Linked DNA regions of Homo sapiens: region 1 is linked to region 2. Evidence: chromatin loops called from intact Hi-C (ENCODE). Cell type or tissue: dorsolateral prefrontal cortex. All regions are shown on one strand.

Region 1 (2,500 bases), 240 kb before region 2:
TGCATATACAATGGTGGTCCTATAGGATGACAATACCATATCATATTTTTACTGTACCTTTTCTATGTTTAGATATGTCTAGATACACAAATGCTTATCATTGTGTTACAGTTGCCTACAGTATTCAGCACAGTACCATGCTGCTTAGGTTTGTAGCCTGGGAGCAATAGGCTACACCATAGAGCCTAAGTACACAATGGGCTATACCATCTAGGTTTGTGTAAATGCACTCTCTAATGTCGACACAGTGATGAAATTACCAGAACGTGTTTCCATCATTCAGTGATGCATGAAAGAGAGAGAGTGTGTGTGTGTAGCTAACGCAGTTAGACTGTGTTTAGCTTGCAGAAAGTGAGGCAATTTGGCTGTTATCTGGGCCTGATATTTTCACACCAAATCATACATGCCAGCAGATACATGGCAAGGTCCCGGGCAGCTTGGTCATTTTAAAGGACCTCAGAATTTCTTCCACCGTAACTCCATTTACTCTCAACAGCCTCCCACTCAGATACCTGGTGCTAAGTACTGTCATCAGGTTTCAGTGCCGTTTTGGTCAGAGATGTCCAACAGACAAATCCTGCGTAATCCTTTCCATTTCAGCTCAGACATTATTACCTCCATACAATCCGGACTGCCCTTTATACAGCCTCATACCGGATCGAGGAAGAGACTGAAGTGAAATTGTTCTTGTGTGCGCCTCTCTCCCCCTAGCCTGGAGCACCCCTGAGAGTTGCAATCCTTTTCTTCTTTCTATGCCTGGCCCGGTGCTGGGCACAAATCATTATTTGTAAATGAGTGAATAGGTGGGGACTGGGCTGGAATTTACGAGTTCCCTGTTCAGCGTCCACTACGCATGTGGCCATTCAAAATTCTACATGGGGCCTCGGGTGGCTGGGGTGGCCTTGTTGAACGTGGCCTGTTAACTATATAAATTCACCTCTTTATTTTTTTTTTTTAATTGAGACGGAGTCTCGTTCTGTCGCCCAGCCTGGAGTGCAGCGGCACAATCTCAGCTCACTGCGACCTCCTCCTCCCGGGTTCAAGTGATTCTCCTGCCTCAGCCTCCTGAGTAGCTGGGATTACAGGCGCGTGCCACCACACCTGGCTAATTTTTGTATTGTTTAGTAGAGATGGGATTTCACCATGTTGGCCAGGCTGGTCTTGAACTCCTGACCTCAGGTGATCCGCCCTCCTTGGCCTCCCAAAGTGCTGGGATTACAGGCGTGAACCACCACCCCGGCATAAATTCATCTCTTTTCCTTCTGGAAACTTCACTACGTTGCGGGACAAGTAAGTTCTGTGTGTTTGCAATTGTTACAAAATGCCAGCAGAGGGCAGTGCTTGTACAGCTAGACCTGCAGGCCATGCAGAACGCGCTCAGCCCTGCAGCTCTGGGAGCCCTCTCAGGACCCGTGCACTGCGATGGCCAGAGCCCCCATGGGTCACCGGTCAGACAGGGTCCTGCCACTGGCTCCTCATACAGCCCAGGGCAAGCGATTGCCAACCTGAAGTTCACAACAGGACCAGGAGTCCGTGGGCTCCATCAGTATTAAGAAAAGCTGATGAAGGCCAGGCGCTGTAGCTCACATCTGTAATCCCAGCACTTTGGGAGGCCAAGGCAGGCAGGTCACTTGAGGTCAGGAGTTCGAGACCAGCCTGGCTACCATGCTGAAACCCTATCTCTAATAAAAATACAAAAAAAGCCGGGCATAGTGGTGGGTGCCTGTAATCCCAGCTACGCGGGAGGCTGAGGCAGGAGAATCACCTGAACCCGGGAGGCAGAGGTTACAGTGAGCTGAGATCACACCACTGCACTCCAGCCTGGGTGACAGAGCCAGACTCTGTCTTCAAAATAAAAAAGAAAGAAAGGAAGAAAAGTTGATGAGAATCATAAGTTCACACACCGTAAACCTGCAGAGGTGAAAAGTCATGTCTATTTGAGTTTTGTTTGGTTTTATATTAACCCAGTATACTAACACTGGATGTCTCACATGAAGGAGAAATTTAAATGTCTCCTTTAAACTGTCCTCTTTAGAGGGGACAAACATGTTACATAATAAATACTTCCTTATAAGACAAAGTCTTTATATAACAGGTCTGTTAGGAAAAAACTTAACTTTACAAAGGATCTTCAAGGGTGAAAGTGGTTGTGAATCAGTGACTCGGGTAATAAGAAGAGAGTCTTAGGCAATGTGTCTGAAATGAAGCCCAGCAGCTGTATTTCACAGCATCACGTAAGACTCTGTCGATCCACTCTTATTTTTTTTTTTTTTTTTTTTTGAGACGGAGTCTCCCTGTCACCCAGGCTGGAGTGCAGTGGCGCAATCTCGGCTCACTGCAAGCTCCGCCTCCTGGGTTCACGCCATTCTCCTGCCTCAGCCTCCCGAGTAGCTGGGACTACAGGCGCCTGCCACCACGCCCGGCTAATTTTTTGTATTTTTAGTAGAGATGGGGTTTCACCGTGTTAGCCAGGATGGTCTCGATCTCCCGACCTCGTGAT
Region 2 (2,500 bases):
GCTCACTGGTGTCTTTCTGTTGCAGTCAGTACCCCAGCCTGTGGTCTGTGAGCAACGGCGCCGTCACCCCGGGCTCCCAGGCAGCAGCCGTGTCCAACGGGCTGGGGGCCCAGTTCTTCCGGGGCTCCCCCGCGCACTACACACCCCTCACCCATCCGGTCTCGGCGCCCTCTTCCTCGGGATCCCCACTGTACGAAGGGGCGGCCGCGGCCACAGACATCGTGGACAGCCAGTACGACGCCGCAGCCCAAGGCCGCCTCATAGCCTCATGGACACCTGTGTCGCCACCTTCCATGTGAAGCAGCAAGGCCCAGGTCCCGAAAGATGCAGTGACTTTTTGTCGTGGCAGCCAGTGGTGACTGGATTGACCTACTAGGTACCCAGTGGCAGTCTCAGGTTAAGAAGGAAATGCAGCCTCAGTAACTTCCTTTTCAAAGCAGTGGAGGAGCACACGGCACCTTTCCCCAGAGCCCCAGCATCCCTTGCTCACACCTGCAGTAGCGGTGCTGTCCCAGGTGGCTTACAGATGAACCCAACTGTGGAGATGATGCAGTTGGCCCAACCTCACTGACGGTGAAAAAATGTTTGCCAGGGTCCAGAAACTTTTTTTGGTTTATTTCTCATACAGTGTATTGGCAACTTTGGCACACCAGAATTTGTAAACTCCACCAGTCCTACTTTAGTGAGATAAAAAGCACACTCTTAATCTTCTTCCTTGTTGCTTTCAAGTAGTTAGAGTTGAGCTGTTAAGGACAGAATAAAATCATAGTTGAGGACAGCAGGTTTTAGTTGAATTGAAAATTTGACTGCTCTGCCCCCTAGAATGTGTGTATTTTAAGCATATGTAGCTAATCTCTTGTGTTGTTAAACTATAACTGTTTCATATTTTTCTTTTGACAAAGTAGCCAAAGACAATCAGCAGAAAGCATTTTCTGCAAAATAAACGCAATATGCAAAATGTGATTCGTCCAGTTATTAGTGAAGCCCCTCCTTTTGTGAGTATTTACTGTTTATTGTAGCTGGTGGTAAAGACCTTATCCCCAAAAAGCATTTTAATCTATTAAGAACTTTAATATTGTATCTAATTAGTTGCAAAACTGGAAGTGAAATTTGCATAGACTTAGTGCTAATTGCCACAGCAACTTAAAAGATGTTAAGTAATTTTTAAGAGATTTACTCAACATTGAATCATGGATGATGTGGATAAAGACAGAACCTAGAACATACTGATGTCATCAAGATGAATATGGGCTGTCCACCCTATTCAAGCTAAAGTACTGTACATAAAATAAATGGATAAAAAGTTATCATTTGTCAATGAAAAGTGTGGTTACCGTAGCACTTTGAACAAAATGGCATTTATAAATATCTTTCCCGCTGCTTTTTCTCAAAAGCAAAACACAACTGCAATGGCGCTGGATTGGGACAATTTCTCCATCTAGTGGCAGAATCCTTAATGTTGACCCTACTTCCAGCTTAGTATTCCAAACCTTGTATTCCTTAGTATTCCAAGTACACCTTAGTATTCCTTAGTATTCGAAGTTACAGGTGGCCAGTAGGTTAGAGCTGGGTTAGTAATGCAGGAGTGTCAAAGCGGCATTATGAATATACTAGCAACATGGACATTAAGGCTCAGGGGTATGATATCGCCCACAGGCGTAGCAAAAGTTGTTTTTTCCAAGTCAGCGTTGCTAACTTTACCACTTGTCCAACTCTGACTTCTTTGGACTCCACTTACCAGTTCTAGGACAAAGTGGTGTTTAGTTTGTTTGTTTTTGCTTTATTGAGTATAAATCCAGAGATGACGTGTAAATAGCTAGCTTTTTAGCATCATTTGTGCCTGCTTTCCAAGCAGGACATGCTTATCGTAAATTATCATTTAAAAGTTTTTCTTGGTTTTACGACTACTCATTTGGCAATACCCCCAAATCAGGAGATTGATTGAAGTATTTTGGGAGAATACATTGATTAAACCCACTGTCCAGGTAGTGTTGGGAAGTAGAACTAGTTCCAGACATCTGGACTGTGGCTTCTAATTGCATAGGTGCTGGTTCTGCTGGAGGAGGTCTGGGGGACATTTGGGAAGGGGTTAAGGGCAGGCAGTGCCACCCTGTGATCCCAGTGTCCGGTGATCCCCTCTGCACAGTCCACCACCTCACTGAACCCTTGTCCATCTCCACAACCCTGACTGCCTGGGTTTTGTATTTTCAGGGTCTGTTCCAGTGCTGGCCCCTTTGCGGGCATCAGTAACACTAATAGTGTGGGAATAAGAGGAAAACGTTGTCGACTGAGCTTGGGCAGCTGAAGCGTACAACTGGGGAACGTGGCCCCACTGTGGGGGCTGTGGGGAGACTGAGTCACATGCCCCTCCCCTGGGACCTTAAGCTCTGAGGTTGGGGGGAAGACCATTTTCACATGTGGAAGATAGATGACGACTTGAGAGTTTGAGTTTCTAAAGGTGTCCCAGAGTTCAAATTCTAGGAATTAACATTTTAATAAT

Evidence for each region. Hi-C counts contacts between places; a loop is a spot of excess contacts. Peaks named below come from ENCODE experiments on the same cell type or tissue, not always from the same donor. Only the 100,000 strongest peaks of a DNase experiment are listed, where the experiment ranks them.
Region 1: a loop joins it to region 2, with 1.0 times the contacts of the local background. A loop is called at or near these places in 37 of 110 quality-filtered maps.

Annotation. Positions count from the first base shown.
Region 1 is chr6:166,399,826-166,402,325 of GRCh38, reverse strand. No RefSeq gene overlaps it. Among named protein-coding and RNA genes, the nearest start is that of MPC1-DT, 18 kb to the right of the region's middle. RefSeq lists an enhancer at 2,085-2,500. In dorsolateral prefrontal cortex, CTCF peaks have their summits at 1,121 and 1,321 (motif pointing right); a DNase peak (open chromatin) is centred at 1,365; H3K4me3 peaks cover 317 bases.
Region 2 is chr6:166,156,114-166,158,613 of GRCh38, reverse strand. It overlaps TBXT (T-box transcription factor T), which reads left to right. Exons shown (of 8, transcript NM_001366285.2): 8 at 26-958. The coding sequence ends at 299. Among named protein-coding and RNA genes, the nearest start is that of TBXT, 10 kb to the left of the region's middle. In dorsolateral prefrontal cortex, a CTCF peak has its summit at 1,425 (motif pointing left); no DNase peak of the experiment used is centred here.